2 separate regions of the Homo sapiens genome follow, and region 1 is linked to region 2. Evidence: chromatin loops called from intact Hi-C (ENCODE). Cell type or tissue: OCI-LY7. All regions are shown on one strand. Each heading gives the region's core, and the rest is flanking DNA. Links, peaks and the distances in the headings are about the cores only.

Region 1 (15,664 bases), core at 2,464-10,463, 140 kb after region 2:
CTTTGTTAAACAGATGCTTGAAGGCAGCATGCTCGTTAAGAGTCATCACCACTCCCTAATCTCAAATACCCAGGGACACAAACACTGCGGAAGGCCGCAGGGTCCTCTGCCTAGGAAAACCAGAGACCTTTGTTCACTTATCTGCTGACCTTCCCTCCACTATTGTCCTATGACCCTGCCAAATCCCCCTCTGCGAGAAACACCCAAGAATGATCAAAAAAAAAAAAAAAAAAAATTTCATACACAAATGAAAAAAAAAAAAATTAGCCAGGCGTGGTGGTGGACGCCTATAATCCCAGCTACTCGTGAGGCTGAGGCACAAGAATACTTGAAACTGGGAGGCGGAAGTTGCAGCTAGCCGAGGTTGTGCCATTGCACTCCAGCCTGGGTGACAAGAGCAAGACTCCATCTCAGAAACCAACAACAACAACAACAAATACAAAAATTAGCCAAGTATGGTAGCATATGCCTGTAGTCCCGGCTATTCAGGAGGCTGAGGCAGGGTAATCGCTTGAACCAGGGAGGTAGAGGTTGCAGTGAGCCGAGATTACACTATTGCACTCCAGCCTGCGTAACAGAGTGAGACTCTGTCTCAAAAATATAAATAAATAAATAAATAAAATGTTAACGGACTTCTTGTTGAAAACAATAAATAAAAATATGAACGGATTTGCTGAAAACAATGCAAGTCAAAAAAGACTTTAATGCAACATCTTTAAAGTAGTGAAAGAAAAAACCTGTCAACTTAGAATTTTATATCCAGCAAAAATTTCTTTCAAAAATGAAGATAAAATAGTTTTCAGACATAGAAAAGCTGAAATAATTCATCACTAACAGAGCTGAAATACAAGAAATGTTAAAGGAAGTACTTCAGGCAGAAGGAAGTGGTTATTAGGTAGAAATCTGGATCTATACAAAGGAACAAAGAACATCAGAAATAGTAACTATGTAGGTTAACATAAGAGTCTTTTCTTATTATTTTTTAAATATACAAAAAAGATACTTGTTTAAGCTGGGTATGGTGGCTGATGCCTGTAATCCCAGCACTTTGGGAGGCTGAGGCAGGTGGATTTCCTGAGGTCAGGAGTTCAAGACCAGCCTGGCCAACATAGTGAAACCCTGTCTCTACTAAAAATACACAAAATTAGCTGGGCATGGTGGCAGGCACCTATAATCCCAGCTACTAGGGAGGCTGAGGCAGAAGAATCACTTGAACCCAGGAGGTGGAGGTTGCAGTGAGCCGAGATCGTGCCATTGCACTCCAGCCTGGGCAACAGGAGCAAAACTCCGTCTCAAAAAAAAAAAAAAAGAAGATACTTGTTTAAAGCAAAAGTAATAACCATGTATGGTAAGGTTTTTAATATACATTAAAGTATAATATATCACAATAGCATAATATCTAGGAGGAGAAAATGGAAATATATCATTGTAAGATTCTGATTCTATACATGAAGTGGTATAATATCACTTAAAGGTAGACTGTGATAAGTTAAAAGTATATACAATGATCATAAAGCAACTGTGAAAATAATACCACAAACAGCTAATAAGCCAACAAAGAAAATAAGATTGAATTATACAAAATACATAATCCAAAAGGCAGGGAAAAACAGAAGAAAAAGGGAATAGATGTGACAAATAGAAAGAAAAATAGCAAGATGGTAGAGTCAAATCCAACCATAATCAATATTAACATTAAATGTCAATGATTAGGCATCTCAATAAAAATTGGGTCTTTCAGCAAGATCCAATTATATGCTGCCTTTAAGAAATTCACTTTTACATATAAAGACACAAATAGGTTAAACACAAAAGGATGGAAAAAGATATACCAAACTAATACTAATCAAGAGGAAGCTACACTAAATCAAAAGAAGTGGCTGAATTTACATCAGAAAAAGTAGGTTTTAGAGCAAAGAATATTACCAGGGACAAATAAGTTCATTTCATAATAATTAAGAGTTCAATCCCAAACATCTATGCATATAATAAAAGAGCTTCAAAATATATGAGGCAAAACAGACAGAAATACAAGGAGAAAAATATATCTATAATTATGGCTGGAGATTTTAACAACTCTATTAAGAATTTTTTTTTTTTTTTTTTTTTTTTTTGAGAGACACAGTCTTGCTCTGTCGCTCGGACTGGAGTGCAGTGGCGTGATCTTGGCTTACTGCAACCTCTGCCTCCCGGGTTCAAGCAATTCTCCTGCCTCAGCTTCCCAAGTAGCTGGGACTACAGGCATGCGCCACCATGCCCAGCTAATTTTTGTATTATTTTGGTAGAGACAGGGTTTCACTATATGTTGGCCAGGCTGGTCTCGAACTCCTGACCTCAGGTGATCTGCCCGCCTTGGCCTCCCAAAGTGCTGGGATTACACGCGTGAACCACCACGCCAGCCTCTATTAACAATTGATAGAGCAAGTAGACAGAAAGTTATAAGGGTACAGATGACTTGACCAATACTATCAACCAACTTCACCTACTTAACATTCATAGAACACTGCACCCCAAAACAGCAAGTTTTTTTCAAATGCAAATGAAACATTTACCAAGACAGACTATATTCTGGACCATAAAACAAGTTTTAATACATTTCAGAGGATTCAAATCATATAAAGTATGTTATCTTAGAATTCAATAACAGAGGCCAGGCGTGGTGGCTCACGCCTATAATCCCAGCACTTTGGGAGGCCGAGGCAGGCAGATCACCAGAGGTCAGGAGTTCAAGCCCAGCCTGGCCAACATGCTGAAACCCCATCTCTACTAAAATACAAAAATTAGCTGGGTTTGGTGGTGCATGCCTGTAATCCCAGCTACTCGGGAGGCTGAGGCAGGAGAATTGCTCGAACCTGGGGGGTGGAGGATGAAGTGAGCTGAGATTGTACCACTGCACTCCAGCCTGGGTGACAGAGCGAGACTCCCTCTCAAAAAAAAAAAAAAAAAAAGAAAAAGAAAAAAGAAATCAGTAACAGAAAGATAGGTGGATAATCCCCCAAATGCTTGGAAACTAAACACTCTTCTAAATATTCCATGGGTCAAAGAAGAAATCAAAAGAGAAATTTAAAGGTATTTTGAACTGAATAACATTGAAAATACAACATATCAAAATTTGTGGGATGCAACTTTTTCTCTGGTGGATTGACAGTGGAAAAGTGACAAACAAGAATTGACATGAGAAGAAACATTTACTGAGTACTTATAAGGCCTCATGCATACATCATCTCACTCTGCCTTCCTAGCAGCCTGTTGTGGTAATGATAACAAACATCTGCCATCTGCCTATGCAGCCAGGTAGTGTTCTAAGAGTTTTTATATATTAATTTGCTTAATGTCATTACAATCCTACGAGGTACGGACCATTATTTACATTTTACAGACTCTGAGGGCACTGGTGCACTTAGACATAGGGCCCACTTGCCCAGTATCACATCACTAATAAGAGAAGGACCCTGTATTCAAACAGAAGCAGTGGACTCCAAGCCTATGCTGCTAACCATGACACTACCCAAGGTAGATATGAAGAAACCAGGCCCAGAGACTTTGAGTACTCACCAAAGCTACCCAGCTAATAAATGGGACTCAAACCCAGCTCTGTTCAGCTCCAACCTCTCCTTTTTCCGCCCTTCTCCTCGCCACCCTGTGTTGGCCTCAGTTCTAATCTCAGGAGGACTGCTATATCTATAAGGCAATCCTTGGGGAGGAGGCCCCAGGATACACAGATTACAATCTCAAGGGAAGTGGGGGGAAGCATGCCAGTACTGAGCAGGAGGTAAGAGATAAGACATCTGAGCCACTGCAAATATCTGTTGAGGGCTGGGGTCCTTGACCCAAGTGGGTGACACAAAAAGATCTGCAGAGGATGGAAGGGGAAAAAAATAAATAAAAATGCCATTACAGAGCTGTGAATGGAAACAATACTACCCTAGAATCAGCAAGCCTGGTTATCACCCTGGCCAGTTCTAGAGGCTGCTACTTGACAACGTCTATGTCCAACAACAGGAAATGGAGAATGAAGAAGGCTGGAGATATTTATGAAGAGAAGAAAGTCTGGGCTTTGGAACCAGTTGTGCCTGGGTTAGAATCCCAACTCTACAGTCCTACATTGCTACTTATTTGCCCTATGAGCCAGTTTCCTCATGTGTCAGATGGTACAATCGTACCTTCTTAAAGAGTTATTAGGCCAGGTGCGGTGGCTCATGCCTGTAATCCCAACACTCTGGGAGGCCGAGGCAGTCGGATCACTTAAGGTCAGGAGTTCGAGACCAGCCTGGCCAACACAGTGAAATCCCATCTGTACTAAAAAAACAAAAATTGGCCGGGCATGGTGGCATGTGCCCGTAATCCCAGCTGCTCGGGATGCTGAGGCAGGAGAATTGCCTGAACCTGGGAGGCAGAGGTTGCAGTGAGCTGAGACTGCACCACTGCACTCCAGCCTGGGCAACAGAGTGAGACTCTGTCTCCAAAAAAAAAAAAAAAACAAAAAGAGAGCTATTATGAGAATTATGCAATATGTATAAACAGTCAAGCCCAATATAATAAACATACAATTAGAATTCAATAAATGATCACTGTTATTCATACTTGTTACTGAGTTGGGATAAGGCTGTGGAGAGTGCGCATACATTCACAGCCTAGGATGTGTCCAAACCACACACAGCAGCCAAAATATGTTTATCCATTAACTCTGTAATTCACTTCTGAGCACCTGCTAGATGCCAGGCATAATACGAAGCCCTGGGAATGCAAAGCCTTCATAGAGCTTATATTCTAGCAAGGGAAACAGATGTTTAATAAGCATTTCAGACTCAGTTGTATGATTTCAGTGGGGTTATATAACACAGAAGAGTACTTGAATGGTACTTGAAGGGTACTAGAATGGCATATAGCAGAGGATGGAAGATCTGGTCCAGCATGAGAAACCAGGAAGACTTCTTCAAGGAAGAATGTGTAGTCTAAGATCTCAAAGACAGAAGTGCTCCCTCTCCATGTGATGCCCTTTGCTGCCCCGGGACTCTGAAGAGTCCCCACCAGCAAGAAGTCCTTCACCAGATGCAGCCCCTCGACCTCAGATTCCCTAGCCTCCAGAACTATAAGAAATAAATTTCTTTTCTTTATAAGTTACCCAGTCTCAGATATTCAGTTATAGAAATAGAAAACTGACTAAGATACCATATGACCCAGAAATTCCACTCCTAGGCATATAGGTAATACCCAAGAGAACTGAAAAATATGTTCACACAAAAACTTGCATACAAATGTTCATAGCAACATTATTCAAAACAGCCAAAAAGTGAAAACAATCCAAATGTTCACCAACTGATAAGTGGACAAAAAAAATGTGGTATATGCATACATTAGAATATTATTCAGCCATAAAACAGAATGAAGAAATGATATCTGCTACAACATAAATAGACCTTGAAAACATGGTGCTCAGTGAAGGAAGTCAGATGCAAAAAGCCAAATAATGTATGATGCTATTTATATGAAAAGTCCATCACAGGCAAATCCAGAGACAGAATGAACAAATAAATAAATAAATTTTAAAAAGCAGAAGAGAGCTGGGTGAAAAAAAGGGTGGGGGATATGTGAGGCAAGGAGTTGATGGTCACGTGGGAGAACCTAAACAGCAAAAGGGAAAAGGCTCAATAAAAAAAAAAGGCTGGAAAGGAGGGCAGGGCCTTGCAGACTGGGTTTCCACCGCTGGTAGAAGGGTGCAGATGATATACGCTGTCAGGCTGGCTGACTAGATTTCTAAGGCTCTATGTGCTGGGAACTGGAAACAGGACAGGCCCAGGCGCCCCCTGCTGTCAGACAGGCCAAGGCAGCTTACCACTCAGGTGGGTCTTCAGAGGTCTGCCATCTATCAGCTCCAGGTGCTGCCAGATCCATCTACGGTAGGAAGGGGAGGCCCCAAGGTCCAACAGCCGCAGGACTTCACAGCTGCCCTGAACACAGCAAGGGACATAGGAAAAGGGTTAACCCCTAAGGCTCCAGGTAGGCCAGGCTTTGAAGAAAATCTCTCTTAATTGCATCTTATCCCATTTTGTTTTATTTGCTTAATGCAAGTGGTTTCAGGTTCTTTTTTCTTTTTTTTGAGATGGAGTCTCACTTTGTCACCCACGCTGGAGAGCAATGGGGCAATCTCGGCTCACTGCAACCTCTGCCTCCTGAGTTCAAGCGATTCTCCTGCCTCAGCCTCCTGAGTAGCTGGGATTATAGACATGTGCCACCATGCCCGGCTAATTTTTGTATTTTTAGTAGAGACGGGGTTTCACCATGTTGGCCAGGCTGGTCTCGAACTCCTGACCTCAAGCAATCTGCCTGCCTCGACCTCCCAAAGTGCTGGGATTACAGGTGTGAGCCACCACGCCCAGCCTGGTGCTTTTTTTTTTTCTTTTTTTTTTTTTAAATGAAAATGTTATTTACTCACCATACGAAGTTCAAGTAACTGAAGAAGCATAAGAACTAAATATAAGCCAGGCACGGTGGCTCACGGACTGTAATCCCAGCACTTTGGGAGGCTGATGTGGGAAGATCACTTGAGCCCAGGAGTTCAAGACCAGCCTGGCCAACATGGCAACACAAAATTATTTTGTCTCTACTAAAAATACAAAAATTAAGCCGGCCTTGTGGCTCACGCCTGTAATCCTAGCACTTTGGGAGGCTGAGGCAGGCAGATCACCTGAGGTCGGGAGTTCGAGACCAGCCTGACCAATATGGATAAACCCCGTCCCTACTAAAAATACAAAATTAGCCGGGTGTGGTGGCACATGCCTGTAATCCCAGCTATTCGGGAGGCTGAGGCAGGAGAATCGCTTGAACCCAGGAGGCAGAGGTTGCAGTGAGCCAAGATCGCATCATTGCACTGCAGCCTGGGCAACAAGAGCAAAACTCTGGCTCAAACAAAACAAAACAAACAAACAAAAAAAAACAAAATTAGCCGGGCATGGTGGCGCATGCCTGTAATCCCAGCTACTCAGGAGGCTGAGGCAGGAGAATCGAATCACTTGAACCCAGGAGGCGGAGGTTGCCATGAGCCAAGATCATGCCATTGCACTCCAGCCTGGGCAAGAAGAGTGAAATTCTGTCTCCAAAAAAAAAAAAAAAAAAAAAAAGATTAGCTGAATTAGCTGGGCATGGTGGTGCATGCCTGTAGTTCCAGCTACAGGAGTTCTTTGTACTGTTCTTATAATTTTTTTATAAATTTAAAATTATTCCAAAATTGAAAGTTTAAAAATATTCAAACCAGACATAAAAACATAGAGATAAAAACTACATTAATCCTGACACTCAGAAATAACTAGTAGTAACATATTAGTGAATATTATTTCAAACTTTTCTCTATGAACATATAAGATGTATATCTACAATTTTTCATCAACGAATTCATTTACATAAAACAGACTCTTGTAACTTTTTAAGAAACTCAATAATATATCAAATACCTCTTTTCATGCCAAACAATATGGTTCTATAGTATCATGTTTAATGGTCACATATTATTCTATGCACACCATAATTTATAAAATTAAAAATAACAAATATTCAGTTGAGCAAAAGAAGTCAGAAACAAGGAATACACACTGTATGATTCCATTTATATGAAGTTCAAAAACATGCAAAAGTAACCTGTGGTGACATAAGTCTTAAGAGTATTAAGCTTTGTGGGGGGATTTTGTCTAGGAAGGAGCACAGGAGAGCCTTCTGGAGTAGTGGAAATGTTTTTTATCTTGATTTGGGTAATGATCACTCAGGTGTATACATATATAAAAATTTATGAAGCTGTAAAGTTTAGATTTGAAATCTTTACTGCATACTTTTTTTTTTCTTTTTTTTGAGCTATAGGGGAACTGCAGGTGCCAGAGAAACAACATGAGCCCGGTTTCCTCAAGTATTTAGTAGGTCTTTAATTGCATCTATGGAGAGAACAGTTCCACTATGTGTCCCCCAGTGATAAACTGTTAGAAATGAGTTGAAAGTGTGCATTAAGTTTTCGATGCCATCAGGAAATCTTCTCTAGCTTTCTGAGGTCCCAGGGGTGTCCAGCCACCCGCAGCTGATTTTGCCCTCTAGTGGTAATATGAGTAAACTACAGGAGTCGGGACAGCTTGATCTCCCTCCCAGAGATGAACACTCAAAAAACGCTGGCCAGGCAGGAAAAAAAAAGAGAGAAAAGAGCAGTCCTTTAGAGGGGGCTGGTGCTTTTCATTTCCAACCAGGGTCGGGGGGTGGGGGAGGGGGTGCTGTACCAAAATATGGCTTGTTGTTGCCTGATCCTCTGAATTCTCAAAAGCCAGAAATCAGAATTTTTATATAAAATCTTCACATTGATGATTAAATCAGATTTTAATAAAACACTGTAAGGAACAAACCAGATTCATCTTCTGGCCAAGAGCTCCCTACCTTGCTGTCCTTTAGTGACTTCCGCATTATTTTTCTCAGAATGAAGGCTCAGCACCCCTGCATTAGAATCCCCTACAGCACTTGCTCAAATGCAGATTCCAGAGTTAATGAATCAATCTCTGGGGTGAGACAGCAAATCTGCCTTTTTAAAAAGCACCCTATGTGTTTGTATGCTTACCAAAGTTTGAGAATTCCTCCCTCAGGAAGCACCCTACATGTCTGGATGCTTACCAAAATTTGAAAATTCCTCCCTTAGGTCAGGGGTTCTCCTACATCAGTGTGCATTGGAATCGCCTGGAAGCCTTGTTAAAACACAGATCACTGAGCCCTTCCTCCTAGAGTTTTGGATTGAGTAGCTCTTGGGTGGGCCTGAGAATTTGCATTTTGAAATGAGTTCCCCGCCAGGCGCGGTGGTTCATGCCTGTAATCCCAGCACTTTGGGAGGCCGAGGAGGGTGGAACACCTGAGGTCAGGAGTTTGAGACCAGCCTGGCCAACATGGTGAAATCCCATCTCTACTAAAAATACAAAAATTAGCCAGGCCTGGTGGCGGGCACCTGTAATCCCAGCTACTCAGGAGGCTGAGGCAGGAGAATCACTTGAACCCAGGAGGTGGAGGTTGCAGTGAGCCAAGATCGTGCCATTGCACTCCAGCCTGGGCGACAGGAATGAAACTCCATCTCAAAAAAAAAAAATAAAAGAAGAAGAAATGAGTTCCCAAGTGCTGCTGGTGCTGCTGGTCCAGCCACCGCACTTTGAGAAGCACTGGATTGCGGGAGGAATGCTCACTGAGTAAGCATGTACTAAACTGATTCTCATCCTTACCAGACTTTATGGGGTGATTGGTACCATTTCACAGGTGAAGCAATGGAGGCAAAACAGATGAAGAACCACCCCCCGCTTTCTGCCAGTCAGAATGTAATCATTATGCTGATTAAAGAAAATATTGTAAAGGATTTCTATCCCTCACCACACATCCCCCCATCTTTTCTGGCTATATAGTATCAAAGAGCTTAGAGTTAAATTTGGAGAGATATGGCAGAGGTGATCACCTCAAAATTTTAGCACAGAGGAAGCAAATATCAAGGAGGAGAAGGAACTGCCAATTGATATCTGGCAATAAATCTTTTGCTACTTATATTAACTAGACTTGATTCTGTTCTCTGGGACTGAGCCGAGAATAACAACACACACACCACGCCCCTGGTGGTGCTGGTAAGTTTAACAACCAGCTCTCCTAAAAAACATATGCCTGCATATAAACCTGTTATACAGAATGTGTTACACACAATTTATAAATAATAAAATATACCATACAGGAAATTCCATACAGCCAATCAGCTCTCACAGAATTCTTTTGTGGGTTTTGGCTGAATCTTGTATCCATGGCCAGTTTATAGTTGCAACTCAAACATGATTGGACAAATGAAGTTGCATCCCAATCCATTCTCTTCCCAATAAATTCAATGTTATTAAATCTGACTTGTGATATACTGTTCTATTTCTCACCCTCACATAAATTATATTAAACTGAAATGTTTTTTAGCTTTAGCACTATGTACATCAGAACTTCATTTGTTCAATGGTATAACTTCTATGATGAATGAGATAATAGCTTTTTTTTTAAATTAATTTTTTTTGAGACTCTGTCACCCAGGCTGGAGAGCAGTGGCATGATCTCAGCTCACTGCAACCTTCACCTCCCAGGTTTAAGTGATTCTCCTGCCTCAGCCTCCTGAGTAGCTGGGACTATAGGTGCACACCACCACGCCTGGCTAGTTTTTGTATTTTTAGTAGAGATGGGGTTTTACCATGTTGGCCAGGCTGGTCTCAAACCCCTGGCCTCAAGTGATCCACCCGCCTCGGCCTCCCAAAGTGTTGAGATTACAGGCGTGAGCCACTGTACCCAGCCAGATAATAGCTTTTATTTGTTTTTATTTATTTTATTTTTTTGAGATGGAGTCTCATTCTGTTGCCCAGGCTGGAGTGCAGTGGTGAGATATTGGCTCACTGCAACCTCCACCTCCTAGGTTCAAGCAATTCTCCTGCCTCAGCCTCCAAGTAGCTGGGATTAGGCATGCGCCACCATGTCCAGCTAATTTTTATATTTTTAGTAGACATGAGGTTTCACCATGTTGGCCAGGCTAGTCTCGAACTCCTGACCTCAAGTGATCCATCCATCTCAGCCTTCCAAAGTGCTAGGATTACAGGTGTGAGCCACGGCGCCCGGAGCAATAATAGCTTTTAAATATTGTTAGACGATTTCATTCTCTTTGCAGTGTAGCAGCTATAGACCCAAGCCACTTTTAAATTTAATCTGCATTATAAGCATTTTCTTTTATCACTTTCCTAAGACAATCAGCAAAGCCCTAAACCAAGACCTGACTTAGGGTGTTTGCTGATTCCATTGTATAAATTATCCAACCATGGCTAATTGTAAGCTACCAACATGAGGTCACTGAATGTGGAGTGGGGAAGAGATGCTCACAATTGCATAGTATTTCTACCATAGAGACACAATAGACGTAACCTGAAGAGAAAAACTAGTAAAAATGCAGTAACATCAGTAGGAAATGATGAGTTTTCAGTATGTATTACCCTTGTTTTCTTTCTTTCCTTCTCTCTCTTGCTTGCTCCTTCCTTCCTTTCTTCTTTCCTTCCTTTCTTCCCCCTCCCCTCCCCTCCCCTCTTCTCTCTCTCTCTCTCTCTCTCTCCCTCTCTCATCTGTCTTTCTTTCTTAGAGATAGGGTCTTGCTATGTTGCCCAGGCTGCTTTCAAACTCCTGGGCTCAAATGATCTTCCTGCATGAGTCTCCTGAGTCGTTAAGACTATGGGCATCAGCCACCATGCCCAGCTCCTAATTTTCCATATAACTTATTTAATTGTAGGTTTATAGCATCTAATTTGTAATAATTACTATGTTTACCAAAATTCCTGAAAATTTAACAATCAGCTCTCATAGGCAGGTACAAGCCAGTGCCAGCACACAACCAATCTTGCTTCCTCCTTTTGCCTAATGGTTCAATATGTCAGGGCTCATCTCCCACCTCACCTCCTCCAGGAAGCCCTTCTTAAAGCCTCCAGCCTTTAGAGAGTTCCCTCTCCTGAAATCTTGTAACTTGCAGAGTTTGCACCAATCACTTGGTACTTGGCATTGACACTTTTCTTTGTCTATGTGTGGAATCTGGTGGAGGAGATCTATAAAGAGAGAAAACCAGTCTTTTTCATCTTTGTATCCCTCCAGAGCCTGGACCAATGTGTCATGACCTTGGCAAAAACTCAACAAATGCCTGTGGTGGCTTAATCTGTAAGAACCAGACAGAAAGGTCAGCCCAAATCCTAAATCCAAGTTCTTGAAAATATCTTTGCAGTCAGAGAGACTTGGGTTGAACCCTGCCTCTGCACTTCATCAGCTGTGTGACCTTGGATAACCACTTCACCTTACTGTGCCTCAGTTTCCTCCTCTGTAAAATGGGAATAATGACAATACTAACCTCCTCCGGGCTATAGAGACTAAAATGAGATGAAGCATGTGAAACATAGAACCTGGCATACAGTAAGCACTTGAGAAATGGGAGATTTTCTTTTCATTATCAACCAACAGAGAAGGTGGCAAAGGACGTGAAGCAATTTGCAAAAGATAAAATGTAGGTCATAAACAAACATGATAAATCTCACTAGTAATCAGAAAAAATATCAAATCCTCAGTATGGCAGCAATTGCGACCTATTAAACTAGAAAACTTTTGAAAAAATGACATGCAAGGCTGGCAGAGCTGTGATGGCACCAACAAAAATGTACATCCTGGACACTAGATAAGGTGGGGCTCTCCTTTTGGAATGCAATTTGTTGCAGGAGCCATAAAAATTACGATACTGAGAGTTGAGTCCAATCTCTGTCTCTGGCTGCAAGACTCCATTGCAGTGGTCCCTATACCTATGGCTATGGCCCCTTTGAATAAAGTCTGCCTTACAAAACAAAATCATGATACCAAGAAATTCCATTTTGAAACTCTACTCTGAGATGATGGGTTTATGGATGATTTCTTCCCTTTTTCCAGAAAGTTTCCTAATGTGGTCATATCACTTTTACAATTTAAAGATAATTTAAGGTTGGGTGTGGTGGCTAACATCTGTAATCCCAGCACTTTGGGAGGCTGAGGCAGGCAGATCACTTGAGGCCATGAGTTTGAAACCAGCCTGGCCAGTATGACGAAACCCCATCTCTACTAAAAATACAAAAAAAAATTAGCCAGGCATGGTGGCACATACCTATAGTCCTAGCTACTCTGGAGGCTGAGGCAGGAGAATCACTTGAACCCAGGAGGCAGAGGTTGCAGTGAGCCAAGATCTCGTCACTGCACTCCAGTTTGGGGCACAGAGTGAGCAAGACTCTGTCTCAAAAATAAATAGGCTGGGCCTGGTGGCTCATGCCTGTAATCCCAGCACTTTGGGAGGCCGAGGCAGGCAGATCACCTGAGGTCAGGAGATCGACACCAGCCTGTCCAACATGGTGAAACCCCGTCTCTACTAAAAGTACAAAAATTAGCCGGGCATGGTGGCAGGCACCTGTAATCTCAGCTACTCAGGAGGGTGAGGCAGAAGAATTGCTGAAACCCAGGAGGCAGAGGTTGCAGTGAGCCAAGATTGTGCCATTGCACTCCAGCCTGGGCTGACAACAGCGAGACTCTTGTCTCAAAATAAATAAATAAATAAATAAATAAATTTAAAAGTGATCTGGCATCACTAAGATTCAACAGCCAAATGCATAATTTAAATATGCATCTATATGTAAATAAGCATGCTTAGGAGCTCAAGGCGGGAGAATCCCTTGGTCCTCTTTCTAACACAATAGCCATATATCTAATGTCTCTAGCCATGCTCTGTGAGAGGCAGGCCTCTTACAGCTGGGACATGGAAACTCTGAGAAGGAAGTGAATTGCACAGGTTGCAGAAAAGGGCTCAAACTCTGACCATCAGGTCACAGGACATGATCTTAGGCATGCTCCTCAGAGGTTCACCCTCATCCCAACCCCCAGACTTTTCACCTTGCTGATAAACATGATGAAGGGTGACTCTCCAAAATCTTTTGAGATCAGCTGCCCATACGAGAACCTCTCTATCTTCGCCATGGCTACCAGCTGCCAGAGCTTCTCATCAGACCATGATGCAAACAGCTCCATCTTCCTGTGGGAAGAGCCTGTTAGAATTCATCAACTCCATCACACAAGGTGCCCAGACCTTAGCAATCTGCAGAGGGCACATACTCTTCTCCTGTGGAGGATGCCTGGGTGGAAGATTTCGCTGCTACCTGCCCAATTACCTGGCCTTGCCTGTAGCCATTCTCCTACCTGCTATCACCTTGGCTCCCTCCTCCTTTTCCCAAGGCCCTCCCCTCCAGCCAAGCTCCCCTCTTTACTGCTGCTCAGATGCCCCTGGGTGATCCAGCCTCTGTGCTTTTCTCACCTCTGCTCCTCCTTCCAAGAATCTTCTCCTCCTCCAGCCCTGCCATCCCTCCCCACCGTGGCTCATGAAGCTAGTCCCCACTCCAGCTCACAGCTGCTCTGTCCCCCAACTTAGCGGTTCTGGCCCTACCTTTGCTTTGGGCAGCTCATCCAACCCTTGTGTCCCCCTGGCCTGTTGGCTTCAAATCCTCAGCTCTGGGTCTGGAGAGTGGGACATGTCTGGACTCCACTCTTTCTGCCTGTTGCTCCCTGTGGGTGAACCCACCCCACTGTGACTGCCCCTTCCCCTGACCTTGAACACCACGTTCACAGGCTTGCCTGCCTTCATATGCTGCTCCAAGTGCTGCCAACAATCATCTCAGATTTTCTCACCTCCAACAGGTTAAGGGCTCAGAACTTAACTGACTCAGGTGGACTGAGTTCATTGAATCAGGTTAACTCAAGGTGACTCAGGCCTCAATGCGCGCACTGAGTTAAGGTCAGGGCACCAGAGGTGAACACGCTCAGTGCCATGTCAGGGACGAAGGTCTGAAGACACCAGAAGAAAAGTAGGGCCACCATAGAAGAAGTACCTACCACGCACCAAGCACTGGGCCATACACTTCCCATGATCATTCCATTCCATCCTCACCATGACCTTGGGAGAAGGGTATCCTTATCCCCATTTTACAGAGCAGGAGGCTAAAACACAGAGAAATGGCGTGACCTATCTAGGGTCACATCGCTGGTAACCTAAGAGCTGAGATTGGAGCCAGACCTATTTTTCCACAGTATGGAAAAAAAAAACAGCTCCTCCCTTTAGGACTAAATCCCCACTTTTCCAGGGGATGAAGCTACCTCTCTCAGCCCCAGCCACAGGAACCAGACCCCTCGGCCATCACACTTCTCTGTAGCTGTGCAGCCCTACAGCCCAAATTTTCAGGGCCAGTGCAGATACTTCATTGGATTTTTATTCCTTTTACATAAAGGCAAATAACTGAAGAGCAATTAAATGAGATTTCACTTGCATATCCTTACGTGGCCTTTCATGCACATAAGTATTCAAAAACCAAAAATCTTTTGCTATGTATGAGTTCTGCTTTTAAATATGATACCCAGTTACGGTGCTTACTTTCTGACTCACATGTGATTGTAATTATTTATATCCTGTTATTCACCTTACTCAATATTTATTTGTTGAGCACCTGCATGTGTCTGGCAGTGTGACAACATAAGGATTATAGTAGTGACAAAGACAGATCTATCTGGTCTCTGTCACCATACTGCTTACTGTCTGAGGGGGTATATAAACTGTAAAGAAATTACCATGCAATCAAGAATTATAGTTTGGGCCAGGCGCAGTGGCTTACGCCTGTAATCCCAGCACTTTGGGAGGCCAAGGTAGTCAGATCACTTGAGGCCAGGAGTTCAACACCACCCTGGCCAACATAGTGAAACCCCATCTCTACTAAAAATACAAAAAAGTTAGCTGGGAGTGATGGTGTATGACTGTAATTCCAGCTATGTGGGAGGCTGAGGCAGGAGAATTGCTTGAACCCAGGAGGCGGAGGTTGCAGTGAGATGAGATCATGCCACTGCACTCCAGCCTGGGCAACAGAGCAAGACCCTCTCTCAAAAAAAAAAAAAAAAGGAATTATAGTTTTATAGTTTGGGCTGAGCATGGGGGCTCATGTCTGTAATCCCAGCACTTTAGGAGGCCAAAGTGGCAGGATCACTTGAGACCAGGAGTTCAAGACCAGCCTGGGCAACATAACAAGATTCCATCTCTACAAATAATAGAACAATTAGCTGG
Region 2 (15,664 bases), core at 4,221-12,220:
GGGCCCTCTGTGGCTTTTATCTCCCTGCCTAAAATAACCATTGGCTTCAGTGGTTCTCTGGGCATGAATCAGACTCTCGTAGAAGCCTGTGAGCAGCTTGAGGACAGGGAAGTTATGGTACCGATCTCTGTATCCCCAGTGTGCCAGTACAAAGGTTTGTGGGATTTGTCGAACTCCTCTGTGTACCTGGAGGGACCTACAGTAGGAAGCAAGAGCTCTCTACAGAAAACAGTCACATCCTCCAAAAGCTCACAGTTTAGTAAGAGAAAGTACCCACACCAGCCAACTGCAATGTAAAACAGAAAGCACTAAAGGTTGTAAGAAGAGGACAGAGTGTTGGGGAGTTCAGAGGAGAAAAAGATTAGAGAGCAGCAGGTGTCAAAGGAGGTTTCGAGGAAGAGGTCATATGTGGGTTGGGCATTAAAGGCAGGGCAGAAGGACAATGTAGACTGAGGAGAGAGCATAACACAAGCCATAGTGCTGGGAATTACAAGGTAGAATCAGGAAACGCTGCATATGACCTGGAGCCTGGGATACTGAGGGTTGAGGCTATCCCTGAGGAGATAGAAAGGAGCTGGTGCCAAGCAGAGCCTTGAATGACAAACCAAGTGCACTGCACTGTCTAGCAACTGGCCAAATGTGATTATTTAAATTTAAATTTAATGGAACAAAATGTAAAACTCATAGCCACATGTGGTTAGTGGTTACCATACTGGACGGTGCAGATGTAGAACATTTCATCACTACAGACATTTCTAGTGGACAGCAATGGTGGATAGTGTCAGAGGATCCAGAGAGCTTTGAGCAGAGGCATAATTAGAGCTGGGCTTTAGGAAAATTAATTTGCTCCTGGTGAAGACTCAGTGACCGGAGTGAAGGAGAAGCCTGGAACCACAGTGGGACATTGCAATAATCCAGGTGAGATCAGTCACCACTTCTTTTCCCTCTGTTCATCTCTTCCTATCAGGAAACAGGGATGATTCTAAAGTGTGGTCCCTGGAACACCAGCAATATCTGGGAACTCTTTTTTTTTTTTTTTTTTTGAGATGGAGTCTCCCTCTGTCGCCCAGGCTGGAGTGCAGTGGTGTGATCGCAATCTCAGCTCACTGCAACCTTCACCTCCCAGGTTCAAGCAATTCTCCGCCTCAGCCTCCCAAGTAGCTGGGATTACAGGCACCCACCACCACAACCGGCTAATTTTTTTGTATTTTTAGTAGAGACGGGGGTTTCATCATCTTGTCCAGGCTGGTCTTGAACTCCTGACCTCGTGATCCACCGCACCCAGCCTTATCTGGGAACTCTTAAGTACACAAATCCTCAGGCCCCACACAGACCTACTGAGTCAGAAACTAGGAGGTTTGGAACAGCAACAGTGCTTTCATCAGCCCTCCTGTGATTCTAACGCACACTGGAGTTTCAGGTCTGCCAGCATAGAGGCTAGGAGCCTACACTTTGGCTCCAGAGTGATGTATACTCTGGAGTCAGAGGACCTGACTTCATATCCTGGCTCAGTTGTTTCCTAGATGTGCTTAATCTATTTGTGCCTCAGTTTCCTTATAATAACCATATGGAGTTATTATAAGGATTAATGGAGCTAATACATGTAAATATCTTAGAAGAGTGTCTAACTTATAGTAAGTATTCAATAAATGTTACTTATCAGTCCTATTATTCACTCCTATGGCAGTTTAATTCCTCCCATATACAATGAGACAGCATCTGTCTCTTGCCACTAGCTATGACCTCCTGCCTTTCCATCATATAATATTCCCAGGCCCACTCAGCCATTCTATTTCCTGTCCTCCAGGACCCGAGGGTCAGTTCCTTTCCCACAAGGCAGAGGCACTTCCTGTATCAGAGAGTGTCCCACCAGGATAAGAATGTCAACAGACAGATTTAACTGTCCTGGGCAAAGATGCCCTCTAAAGGAATGAGTCAGGAGATGCCCCATGGGTTTTCCCCTGGGAGTGGGAAGGTCTGGAGGTGAGGGCTCAGCTGCCCACTGTGATTGAAAGCCTCAAGCCTGTTCAGTTGGATCCATGCCAGCCAAGAGGGTATGGAAAATGGTACTGTGATCCTGCCTACTGTAGGTAGCTAGACCCTGGCTCAAGGAACCAGGCAGGGGAGGGTGGCGTCCTGTGTGGCAGAGGGCGCTGGGCTGGGCATCAAGAAACCTTGATTTGACCTTTGCTGTGAGATCTTGGGCAGTCATTTTCCTCTCTGAATTCAATTTCCTTACCTGTAATATGAGGGGGTTGGACTAGCGCAGTTCTAAACCTTTTAGGGGGCTGGGCGCAGTGGCTGACGCCTGTAATTCTTACACTCTGGGAGGCCGAGGCGGGCAGATCACCTGAGGTCAGGAGTTTGAGACTAGCCTGGCCAACATGGTGAAACCCCATCTCTACTAAAAATACAAAAATTAGCCAGGGATGGTGGCGTGCGCCTGTAGTCCCAGCTACTTGGGAGGCTGAGGCAGGAGAATCACTTGAACCCGGGAGGCAGAGGTTGCAGTGAGCCAAAATCGCGCCACTGCACTCCAGCCTGGGCAACAGAGCGAGACACTGTCTCAAAAAAAAGAAAAAAGAAAAAAAAAGAAAAAGAAAAAGAAAACCTTTTATCGGTCCTGATTTCCTTTGAAAATGCAATGAAAACTGCAGAGCTTCTCCTAGAAAAATGTACATGGGTATGCACCTGCACACACATACACACACACAAAGTCACACTCACACACACACATACCTACCTTTATCATCTTTCAGGTATCAAGAGAGCTCATGAAGCCCATGCATAGATCACCCCCTGAGTGATAGATAGATAATCCCCTTGGTTAAGACTTGGGCTAGATGATCTCTAATCAGCCACGATAAGAAATTAGCTGTATATGTGTGTATTTTGTATTTTGTATCTAATTTAAAGGAACCCTACATTAAAGACTTCACTAAGACGATGAGCTTTTATGTGGGCTTTTGTGGGACATAGATGTTGATTGGCTAAATGCTGTGCTTCCCCAGAGCCTGCCTCACCCTTGTCATATTGCCTCTGAAGTCACCCTCTCCATTCCACTCTCTCTGCCCTTTTTCAGCAGGGAGTGAGCACACAGTCCTGAAAAATACTGCTACCCCCACTAGCTGTCTCTGTCCCCAGCTATGAGAGGGTAGAAAAGAGCGAGCCTGGTCTGCCTCTCATACTCCCACCCCAAAGCCCTGGCTCAGAGGTCAACCAATCAAGAGGCCCCCAGATGGCACCTCTATCCCCAACACACACACACACACACACACACACACACACACACACACACACAAACACACCCTCCCTCACATAGCCACAACCACAGGACTGCACCTCCAGACACCTGGCGGTGCGGTCACTCGGAACCGGCAGGAGTTATTTTTAGAGGCCAAGTGACAGGATGGTGAGAGCAGTTCCACTCTGTCAGAGTTACTGCTGCCACCACCAGCTCTGATGAATCACTCTCCACTACGTGAATGGACAAGTCTGTCAGCATGGCCACGGAGGCCATGCCAGCTTCTAGAATGAATGTCTTGGATTGGTGACTACGCTGATCACACCAGGCTGAGCCCAGGATCACACCAGGGACAAGACTGCCAGGCCTGAGCCAGTGCAGCCAACCCAGCCCAACTGCCCAGCACAGCCTCCCATAACCAATACAGTCGGGCCAACACAGCACAGCACAGCACAGCCCGGGCAGGTAAGCCCCTTCAACACAGTCCAACCCAGCCCCATCAGGCCACCCAGGGGCCTCTCTTTGCAAAGTCCTTTTAGAGTGGCTATTGATGCCTCCCTCCGCCCAATCCGTGCAAGTGAGCCTCCCACCCACTAAGCTACCGCTGCCGGGTTATTAAGATAATGAGCCGCCAATAAATTGGGCAGATTCAGACAGTGTCAATGCAGCTATCAACTGGTTTCATCTTTCATCGTTGAAAAAGTACATGATAAGCCTTAAAAGTGTGCATACCGTTTAACGCAGAAATTCCTTTTTTAGGAATGGATCCTTAGGGAACAATGAATGACACAAAGATGTGGCTATAAGAACATTTGTCTAAGCACTGTATACAGGAGTAAAGTAGAGCATTGGAGTTAATATATATGTCCAATAATAGTGGCTACGTTATAAAAATAGTGATACATACATATGCTGAAATACTACGCAGCCACACAAAATAATGTTGTGGATCTATATGTGGCTATATAATCATGTTCTTAACACAATACAGGTAAAAAAGCAGAGACAAAATGGTACGTAACAAATGATCCAATTTCTACAAAATACGTTTTTTGTTCTTTTTTCTTTTCTTTTTTTTTTTTTTTGAGATGGAGTTTTTGCTCTATTGCCCAGGCTGAAGTGCAGTGGCATGATCTCGGCTCACTGCAACCTCCGCCTCCTGGGTTCAAGCAATTCTCCCACCTCAGCCTCCCGAGTAATTGGGATTACAGGTGCCCCGCCACCACGCCTGGTTAATTTTTGTATTTTTAGAAGAGACAGGGTTTCACCATGTTGGCCAGGCTGGTCTCGAACTCCTGACCTCAAGTGATCTGTCCACGTCAGCCTCCCAAAGTGCTGGGATTATAGGCGTGAGCCACCGTGCCTGGCCCCAATTTCTATAAAATATGTATGTATGTGTACATGCCTAGAAAAAAGCAAACAGGAAATATTTTAAAACATGTTACCAGACGTTGTTTTATGATAGTGGAATTATTTCTTTTGTGTACATTTGGGTCTTGTTTTGTTGCTTACTTTCTGGTATATATGTGTAAACATATTTATATAAGAAAGGTCTGTTACCTTCACCTCTCTCAAAGCTTCTGGCCTGAACCATTGAAGGTCCCTCCTAGAATCTCACTAGAGCCCCCACCTTTCAGCAACCACAGCCCCCCTTGGGCTGCCTCTCTGGCTTTGAACTTTGCTGCCCTCTTCAGTTGTTCCCTGGAGTTTCACTAATGGGGCCCATCTAGCCAATTCCCACAGTCTCCTGACACAGGCCCTCACAGCGGAAGTACCCTCCAGGGCTCCCTATTCATGCATAGAAACCTAACAGAGTCCCATTCCCTCATCTGACAGTAAAAGAAAAAAAAAATAATAAAGATGACAGTCGTAGTGAACCTTCACATTTCTACTTTGTCTTCCTTTTTACAGAGCACTTTATTATACATGTTTCACTTAGCCCTCCCATTGGTGAGAAAACTGAGGGCCAGCAAGTACAGCAGCACAACACTTGCCAAAGGTCATAGAGTGAATCAGGATTCACATGCAGGTCTGATATTGACAGATAAGGAGGTAAATGGAAGAAATGAACACGTAATCCTGAGCCCACAGTCTATGAAAGGGGCCATATTCTACAAAGACCCTCCTCCTGCCCCCAGCGCCTTCTCCCAGCTGCTGTCCCTTGCCCAGAATCCCACAAAACCCCATCTGGGGCCACATGCCCTACATCTACTCATCAGCCCATCATTCCCTCCCAGCTTTGGAAACAGGCTCTTGCTGCCTCCTCGGAAATCTTAGCAACGAGACATCCTGCAGCACCACCCTCTCCACCTGTGGGCTCTTCCATCTTGGGCCTGTCTCATTAGGGGAGGGGGTGGCTAGTCGGGCTCTCTCATGGGGGTGGGGGCTGTGACACCCACACACGGCAGGGGCAGGGGAAGAGAGGAGATGAAATCAGCCTGGATGGCCCTCACTCTGGGCCTCCTCTTGCACTATTCATTTCTTGGGCTTCTGATTATCTGCTGACTGGGACAAAAAAAGAAGCCAAATCCTAGGGCATGAATTCTAGTCCATTCCAATTTTATTTTTGCATTTCTGAAATACACGGATTCTTCCAACCAGAATATTAATATTCAAAATAGCAATAATAAAAGTATTAGCAACAAAACAGCTACTTTATTCAGTGCTTACAACCACCCTTGAGAAGTCATATCCCCACTTTACAGATGAGAAAACTGAGACTCAGCTTGCCTGAAGATACCTAGCTAATAAATGGAAAAACAATTGTGTCTGACATCCAAGTGTATACTTTGACTACCATGTCTCTTAGAAAGCACTTAATCCTGGTTGGGTGCGGTGGCTCATGCCTGTAATCCCAGCACTTTGGGAGGCCAAGGTGGTTGGATCACTTGAGGCCAGGAGTTCAAGACCAGCACGGCCAACATGGCGAAACCTCATCCCTACTAAAAAAAAAAAAAAAAAAACATACAAAAAGTAGCCAGGTGTGGTGGCGCGCACCTGTAGTCCCTGCTACTCAGGAGGCTGAGGCACAAGAATCACTTGAATCTGGGAAGCAGAGGTTGCAGTGAGCAGAGATTGCGCTTCTGCACTCCAGCCTGGGTGACAGAGCGAGACTCTGTCTCAAAAACAAACAAACAAACAACAACAACAAAAAAAAACCACCTAGGCCGGGCACGGTGGCTCATGCCTGCAATCCCAGCACTTTGGGAGGCCAAGGTGGGCGGATCACCTGAGGTCGGGAGTTCGAGACCAGCTGACCAACATGGAGAAACTCCATCTCTACTAAAAATACAAAATTAGCCAGGCATGGTGGCACATGCCTGTAATCTCAGCTACTCAGGAGGTTGAGGCAAGAGAATCGCTTGAACCCAGGAGGCAGAGGTTGCGGTGAGCCCAGATCGTACCATTGCACTCCAGCCTGGGCAACAAGAGTGAAACTCCGTCTTAAAAAAAATAAATAAATAATAATAAGAAGAAAGCACTTAATCCTATCCCTTTACTGCACAGATGGGGAAACTGAGACCCAGAGAGGGGAAGGGCTTTGTAATCAGTCAGCATCTATTTATTTACTGAGCAACAACTAGGTCTGAAGCGCTGAGCTAGTGCTGTGAATGAGGAAAAATTTAAACTTCTGTGTTATTGGATAGACAAGCTGTGACTCTATGTATTAATCATTGCTAAACCTAGGCAATGGGTTCACAGAAGTGCATTACACTATACTCTTTATTTTTATGTATGTTTGAAATTTTGCATAACAAAAAAATTTTTTTTAAAGGATGACAGAAAGATAACTGACTATCATGCAAACCGTAAGTCTGGCTTGAACTTATAAAACTCGAAACAAATTTAGGAATATTTTTGCTCTGATAGTTTTGAAAATCAGAAAAAGGCAATTGTACTGGAATCTACTTCATAGCCTTTCTTTTCCCACCTTTCTGTAAAATTTTCTGCCTCTGTTGTTGCTAGGAAATCAGTGAGCCAAGAGAATCCTCGTTGGCCTAGCCGGGCCGTCTCCCTTCCCACACTGCCTCTCTGGGGGTACAGCGTCCCTGTACCCAGGAAGCTGGCCCTCTTGGGCCGGCTTTCTGTGGATCCACAAGGCAATCACCACAAGAGGCTGAATAAGAGCCTGTCAGTCACTGGGAGACAGGCAGCTATAAATCCAGAGGACCATGATTAGAAAGCAAATTACAGGCCTCCCGCTCTAAGTTTCCAACTCACAAAACTTCTTGGCAGTCAAAGGGCCTTTACTTAAGTTGTTCAAAGTTTCCAGAGAGAGTGAACACACACAAGGCAAGAGAGAAAAAAAAAATGGGACACAACAGAGGCAGAAAATTCTATAGACAGGTGGAGAGAGAGGCCACTGGGAGGCAGCATGTCACAATAGTTAAAAGCAAGGCTTTGGCGGCAGGTCAAAGCTCCAGTGCATGTTCCAAAGCTTCCTAGCTGTGAGACTTTGAGCAAATAACTTAACCTCTCTGAGTCTTTATTTTCTCAGCTACAAACTGGGGATAATTCTTCCTACTACTCAGAGTGGACGCAGGGATTGAGTGAGGCAATATATGTCAAATCATTAACCCAGTTCCTGGCACATATTAAGCATGCAATAAATAGTGGCTTTAAAAAATGTGCTGGCTGGATGTGGTGGCTCATGCCTGTGATCCCAGCACTTTGGGAGGCTGAGGCGGGCAGATCACCTGAGGCTGGGAGTCGAGACCAGCCTGGCCAACATGGTGAAACCCTGTCTCTACTAAAAATGCAAAAATTAGCGGGCGGGGTGGAGAAGCTGTAATCCCAGCTACTCGGGAGGCTGAGGCAGGAGAACTGCTTGAACCTGGGAGGCAGAGGCTGCAGTGAGCCTGAGATCGTGCCACTGCACTCCAGCCTGGCTGACAGAGCGAGACTCTTGTCTCAAAAAAAAAAAAAAAAAAAGTGCTAACCATACAACCCAGCAATTCCACTTCTGAGGCTATATCCAAAATAATTGAAAGCAAGGTGTCAAAGAGATCTCTGTACAGCCAAGGCCATAGCAGCATTATTCACATAGCCAAGAGGTGGAAGCAACAAGTGTCCATCGACAGATGAGTGGATAAACAAAATGTTGTACATATATACAATGGAATATTATTCAGCTTTAGAAAGGAAGGGAATTCTGATACATATGACAACATGGGTGAACTTGAGGACATTATACTAAGTAACAAAAGCCAGTCACAAAAAGACAAACACTGTATGATTCCACTTATCTGAGGTATCTAGTCCAATTTGCAGTTACAGAAAGGAGAATGGCAGCTGCCACAGGTTGGGGGAGGAGGAAATGGGAGTTATTGTTTAATGGATATAGTTTCACTTTTTTCATATTAAAAAATTTGGCTGGGCATGGTGGCTCATGCCTGCAATCCCAGCACTTTGGGAGGCCGAGGCGGGCAGATCACCTGAGGTCAGGAGTTTGTGACCAGCCTGGCCAAGATGGAGAAAACTCATCTTTACTAAAAATACAAAATCAGACGGGCACGGTGGTGCATGCCTGTAATCCCAGCTACTCAGGAGGCTGAGGCAGAAGAATCGCTTGAACCCAGGAGGCGGAGATTGCCGTGAGCCAAGATCGCGCCATTGCACTCCAGCCTGGGCAACAAAAGCGGAACTCAGTCTCAAAACATAAAAAAAGTATTCAGGCTGGGTGCGGTGACTCATGCCTATAATCTCAGCACTATGGGAGGCTGAGGCAGGAGGATAACTTGAACCCAGGAGTTTGAGACCAGCCTGGGCAACATAGTGAGACCCAATCTGTATCCAAAAAAAATTTTTTTTAATTAGCTGCCCCAGCGCAGTGGCTCATGCCTATAGTCCCAGCACTTTGGGAGGCTGAGGCATACGGATTACTTGAGGTCAGGAGTTTGAGACCAGCCTGGGCAACATGATGAAACCCTGTCTCTACAAAAAATAAAAAATTAGCCAGGTGTGATAGTGCATATGCCTGTAGTCCCAGCTACTTGGGAGGCTGAGGGGCGAATATCCCTTGAGCCCAGGAGGCAGAGGTTGCAGTGAACCGAGATTGAGCCACTGCACTCTAGCCTGGGCAACAGAGTGAAACCCTGTCTCAAAAAAAAAAAAAAAAGGAAAGGAAAGAAAAGGAAAAAAAGAAAAACTTAGCCAGGCATGGTGGCATGCATGTGTAGTCCCAGCTACTTGGGAGGATGAGATGGGAGGACCATTTGAGCCTGGGAGGTTGGGGCTGCAGTGATCGTGCCACTGCACTTCAGTCTAGGCAACAGAACAATACTCTGCCGTGGAAAAGTAAATTTTAAAAAATTAAAAAATTCAGGCTCACACCTGTAATCCCGTTACTTTGGGAGGCCAGGGCAGGAGGATTACTTGAAGCCAAGAGTTCAAGACCAGCCTGGGCAACAAAAGAAGAACCCCATTTTTACAAAAAAAAAAATTAGTCAGGTACCACGGTATGCACCTGTAGCCCCAGCTACTCAGGAGGCTGAGGCAGGTGGACTGCTGAAGTTCAGGAGTTCAAGGATGGAGTGAGCTATGATTGCACCTGTGTACTCAGGCCTAGGCAACAGAGCGAGACACCATCTCTAAAAAAAAAAAAAGAAAGAAAAAAGATTTAAAAGTTCTGAAGATGGTGGTAGTGATGGTGTTACACAATATGAACCTACCCAACACTACTGAAGTGTACACTTACTTAAAAATGGTTAAGATGGACCAGGCATGGTGACTCACACCTATAATCTCAGCACTGTGGGAGGCTGAGGCAGTTGGATCACTTGAGGCCAGGAGTTCCAGATCAGCCTGGGCAACACGGTGAAACCCTGTTTCTCCAAAAAAAAAAAAAAAAAAAAAACTTAGCCGGGCACAGTTGCATGTGCCTGTAGTCCCAGCTACTCAGGAGGCTGAGGCGGGAGGATCGCTTGAGCTTGGGAGGCAGAGGTTGCAGTGAGCCAAGGGCATGCCACTGCACTCCAGCCTGGGCAACAGAGAGAGACCCTCCCTCAAAAAACAAGTGGTCAGGGTGGTAAATTTTAGGTTCTGTATATTTTACCACAATTTTGAAAATTTTTTTGTAAGTTCTAGCAAGAAAACCAAACAAGAAAGTAAAAGGCCATGAGATGATGCCAAAGAAATAGGGGGAACTGAAAAAGTGAGACCACAGTAATAGGAAGGTTAATGATCCAAAGACGAAACACTCACCTCATATGCACGCCCTTCCTAAGCTGTCAAGTATAAAGGGAGGAAATTTTCTGGAGGGATTTATATTTCCAGGGTGTTCAGGACCCTACCTGCTACCCTCAATTCTGCCCCTACCGAGGGGTTGTCCTGATAATCACTGAACAGGCCTGTGGGAGAACCTACCTCACCCCTTCCCCTTTCCAGAATCCTCAAGGAAACAGTAAAGGATCGAAGTCTAGATGTGAAGGAAGTCTATCTTTACAACAACAGGCAGAGACAGCAACTTTCAGGCAGAAGAGCAGCTTGTGCAAAGGCCTAAGCTAAGAGCTATGCGTGGGAGACCTCCAGGGTGGCCAGAGCCTCAGATATGTAGAGGGAAGCAGGAAGGAGGCAGGGGCAAGAGGTGAAAGCCCACAGGCTAGACACTTGCACTTCCCATCATCTCAGTGACCTTTAAATCAATCCCAACTGGCAGGTATTAATATACCCATTTTATGGAGAGAGAAACGGAAATCCAGACAGATAAAGTAACTTGCCCAAGGAAACACAGATGGTGAGCAGAGGGGGGATTCCAAACCCGCTGACTCCTGACCTCATGCTTATTGCTTCGGCCCATGTGGTATCAGTCCCTAAGGCCAAGACCGTGGGCTCTGGAGGCAGAATCCCAAATCCCCCTCTATCCCTCACTGATTGTGTGATCTGAAGGAAAGTACTTAACCTTTTGAGTCTCAGTTTCTTCAACTGTACAATGGGAATGACCATATACATACCTCATATGGTTTTAAGAGAAGTAAACGTAATATTTCAAGGAAAGTGGGTTGCAGGCCGTGATAATAGACAATACAAAGTAGGCTGGGTGCAGTGGCTCACGCCTGTAATCCCAGCACTTTGGGAGGCCGAGGTGGTCGGGTCACTTGAGGCCAGGAGTTTGAGACCATCCTGACCAACATGCAAAACCCTGTCTCTACTAAAAATACAAAAGTTAGCCAGATGTGGTCGCATGCACCTGTAATCCCAGCTACTCGGGAGGCTGAGGCAGGATAATCACTTGAACCCAGGAGGTGGAGGTTGCATGCAGTGGGCCGTGATCAAGCCACTGCACTCTAGCCTGGGCAACAGAGTGGGACCCTGGTTCAAAAAAAAAAAAAAAAAAAAAAAAAGACAGAGAAAACACAAAATAGTGTTCTTATTTATTATGCTTAGGCACCCTCACAGACTCCCACAGACAGACGTGCAGCCATTGCTTCTGCCTACCTGAGACCAATGCAGCCTTTGGAGCAAGGTAGATGACAGACCTGGACCCCTGAGGAGCTAATAGCCCAGGCTGGGCAGTAACCTTGCAGGAACAGCCTGGAAACTACCTCCTCCACTCTTTATTCTCAACTCCATGGCCTGGGTAAGTTGTTCTGCAAATGTTCAGTGGGACACAGTCCAAGCAATCTCTATTCTCGTGGGAATAAATGTAATAGAAAAAACTAGGGCTGCCAACTCACCCACCCTTTGGTCTCCACCATGAGCTGGTCTCCTGCCCCACAGTACCTTCTGGGACCAGATGGCCTAGAATGTCAAACCATCAATACCAGGAAGGCCTTTGGATACCATCGAATCCCACCCCTCGTGTACATGGGAACACTGAGGCCTAGGGATTAGTGGGGATCTGCTTAAGTTCACAGCGTGAGCCAGTGGCAAAGCTAGAACACAACCTCGGGCTACCAACTCTCTGGTCTACTGGAGTTTCCAATTTATTTCACCATCGCTATTTCTTGTTGTGTCAAGCTTAAGTTTACATATTTGAAGTTCAAGAGTATAATCACCCCTGGAAGCCTAATTCTGGGAGGTGGCAAGAACTTTGGAGACAGACAGACCTGGGTTCAAATCCCAGCCCCGCCACTTCCTAGCTGAGTGGCCCTTCATTTATTTATACAGTAGAAAAAGACAATGGAGGCAGAGGCTAAGAGCATAGGCTACAGTCCTACCTCTGCCATTTCATGACAGGTGAGTCACTTTATCAACTGCTGGTTCAGCTTCCTCTTCCGTAAAACCTACCTCACCTAGTCATCCAAGTATAGAATGAGAAAAATATAAATGAAGAATCAGGTACAAGGTTTGCTATCAAGTAATGATGGATATTATTGTTACTTTTTTTTTTTTTTTTTTGACAGGGTCTCACTCTGTTGCCCAGGCTGGAATGCAGTGGCGTGATCTCGGCTCACTGCAAGCCTCAACCTCCTAGGCTCAAGCGATCCTCCCGCCTCAGCCTCCTGAGTAGTTGGGACCACAGAGGCGCATGCCACCACGCCCAGGTAATTTTTGTATTTTTTGTAGAGACAGGGTTTGCATATTGCCCAGGCTGGTCTCAAACTCGTGAGCTCAAGCTATACGCCTGCATCGGCCTCCCAAAGTGCTGGGATTATAGGCATGAGCCACTGTGCCCAGCTACTATTAATATTATCTTTAATGCTATGATTGGGGTATGTTTTCAGCAGGTAGCAAGAAGGTACCTCTGTCTCAAAGCTCTAGTCTTCCCATTTCTCCTCATGGAATCATGGAGTGTTAAGCTGGCCAGGGCCCTGTATCACAGACAACAGATCTGAGATCCAGAGGGAAATGGCATGCTCAAGGTCAGGGAGCAAGTTAATGAGAGGGGTGAACTAGAACCCAGATCTCTTGAATCTACTGACTTAATTCCCTAAACACAAGCTCTTACTTTGTGCATGGGCTTGGTGGGAAGAAATGGTGGTCTTTTCAGACCCCAAATACCAAAGGGTAGTTGGATCTCAGCCAGAATGGAACTCATCTTGCCCTCATGGCAGTCCCAGGCCAGAAACAAGGCGGGGCTCAACGCTGGTGGACCAGGCCAACTGGGCTAACAGCCAGAGTGGAGCCAAAGGCACAGCTCGGGCCCTCTCACCAGCTACATAATAAAGTAATTATGGGATTAGGGATAAAATTAGTCACTTGTGTAATTATTTTTCTTAGAACAAGAGCAGAAAGGACCTTTTTCAAGAGTTGTTCCTTGGCCCTCCCAAGAGTATTCATGCAGAGACACAGATGAGTGCACACACCCACAAGCACGTGTACACACACAGCAGTGATGGTGGTGTGTGGAGCGGGTGCTGCTTGGCTTTCTGTGGCAGTGCCTCACAGTGGGTCCCACACCTACCAGGACTACCTCTGAAGGCCAGGGGTGACATTTCCCAATGTCTGCCTCACTGAACACATTTATCACACTATCACAGGTGCACTGCCTTCCTTCCGGGCCCCCCATCATACAGAATCTCTCATACCCCTCCCCGGCCACAGCATATCAGGCCTGGACCCCCAAGCCCTCCCTCCATCTTGGAGGCTAGTGGTACAATTCCAGCAGGACCTGGGGGTCCAGTAATCCAGAGAGATCTTTGCTACTGGCTGCTGTGGCAGGCATAATAATGCGCCCCCCCCCCCCGCCCACAAAGATGTCCATGTCTTCATCCCCAGAATCAGGTGAATATGTTACCTCACGTGGCAAAAGGGACCTTGCACAGGTGATTAGGTAAAGAGTTTTGAGATGGAGAATGGTCCTAGATTATCTGAATGGGCTCAATGTAACCACAGGGGTTCTTGTAAGTCAAAAGGGGATTTGGGGGAATCGGAGGAGATATGATGACGGAGGCAGAGGTGGGAGGGACCCAGCTACTAGAAGGGGCCATGAACCAAGGCATGTGGGTGGCCTGGAGAGCTGGAAAAGGCCAGGTGAGGATCCTCCCCTAGCAGCTCTGCCAACACCCTGACTTCGGCCCCATAAGGTCCATTTTCAGATTTTGACCTCTAGAAGTCTAGGGTCATCCATTTGTGTTGTTTTAAGTATATGGTCATTTGTTAGGGCAGCATTAGGAAACTGACACAGTCACCTAGGGAGGGGTCCTCAGAACTCACCTTTCCCTCCAGACTGAAACGCCCTCCTCAAGGGCTAGCCAGGGAGATTCCTTGGGGCCAGATGTCCCCTGGATATACCTCTGGGGAACAGGCCTGAGCTGGGGCCCCAAGCTCTAACCTAGAGAGATAACTTTGTGGGGGAAAGCACCCCAGAAAGAAGGTGACGGCTCTGGGAGGAAAGGGAGAGACCCCACCTTATAGATCCATCCAGGCCCTCCACCCCTCCCACATATTCTTGAACAGAGGGCCACCTACGCCATAAACCACACCATCCACAGCAGTAGCCTGGCATCAGGGAAAGAGAGCACTGGAGGCAGGAAGCCTGATTCTGGCCTCAGCTCTGCCCCTGCATCACTAGGTGGTGAGAGATCAGCCCCTTCCTCTCTCTAGGCCTGACCATTGTCATCCTGGCTTACCGTAGTATTTCAAGTGTCTTCCATGCTTTCATGCACAGAAAGCCTCACAGGGACCCTGTGAGGTAGCTCCCTGTCATGATGTTCACTTTACAGCTGAGGAAGTGGACACAAGGTGGTTAAGAGGGGAGGCTGGTTTGAACCCAGGCAGCCTGACACCACAGCCCTATTCTGCCTCCCGCCTTAGGATGAATGAATGCATGGACAGAGGACAGTTGGGAGCAGTCCCTACACACAAGGAACAGGCTCTTCAGACCTAAGAGAAATAAAAAACAGGCTGGGTGTGGTGGCTCACACCTGTAATCTCAGCACTTTGGGAGGCCAAGGTGGGTGGATCACCTGACGTCAGGAATTTGAGACTAGCCTGGCCAACATGGTGAAACCCCATCTTTACTAAAAATACAAAAATTAGCCAGGCGCGGTGGCTCATGCCTGAAATCCCAGCACTTTGGGAGGCCGAGGCGGGCGGATCACCAGAGGCCAGGAGTTCAAGACCAGCCTGACCAACATAGAGAAACCCCATCTCTACTAAAAATACAAAATTAGCTGGGCGTGGTGGCACATGCCTGTAACCCCAGCTACTCGGGAGGCTGAGGCAGGAGAATCACTTGAACCCAGGAGGCAGAGGCTGCAGTGAGCCAAGATTGAGCCATTGCACTCCAGCCTGGGCAACAAGAGCAAAATTCTGTCTCAAAAAAAAAAAAAAAAATTAGCCGGGTGTGGTGGCGGGCTCCTGTAATCCCAGCTACTCAGGAGGCTGAGACAGGAGAATCCCTTGAACCCAGAGGCAGAGGTTACAGTGAGCCGAGATCATGCCACTGTACTCCAGCCTGGGCAACAAGAGCAAAACTCTGTCTCGGGGAAAAAAAGAGAGAGAGAGAGAGAGAGAGAGAGAGAAATTTTTAAAAAT

What was found. A loop is a pair of places that touch in the nucleus more often than their neighbours do. Peaks named below come from ENCODE experiments on the same cell type or tissue, not always from the same donor. Only the 100,000 strongest peaks of a DNase experiment are listed, where the experiment ranks them.
Region 1: it touches region 2 in a loop (10-fold over the local background); 106 of 110 quality-filtered maps call a loop at or near these places.

What each region holds. Positions count from the first base shown.
Region 1 is chr20:35,985,325-36,000,988 of GRCh38, reverse strand. It overlaps CNBD2 (cyclic nucleotide binding domain containing 2), which reads right to left. Exons shown (of 12, transcript NM_001365709.1): 7 at 13,456-13,594; 8 at 5,837-5,951. Among named protein-coding and RNA genes, the nearest start is that of CNBD2, 25 kb to the right of the region's middle. In OCI-LY7, for the core only: CTCF peaks have their summits at 5,800 (motif pointing left), 7,865, 8,069 (motif pointing left), 9,613 and 2 weaker places; DNase peaks (open chromatin) are centred at 5,798, 8,078 and 9,608.
Region 2 is chr20:36,130,775-36,146,438 of GRCh38, reverse strand. It overlaps a transcript of EPB41L1 not described here. Among named protein-coding and RNA genes, the nearest start is that of EPB41L1, 16 kb to the left of the region's middle. RefSeq lists a silencer at 3,175-3,224 and an enhancer at 7,514-7,563. In OCI-LY7, for the core only: CTCF peaks have their summits at 4,925, 7,394 and 7,594 (motif pointing right); DNase peaks (open chromatin) are centred at 4,893, 7,618 and 9,778; H3K4me3 peaks cover 923 bases; H3K27ac peaks cover 2,692 bases.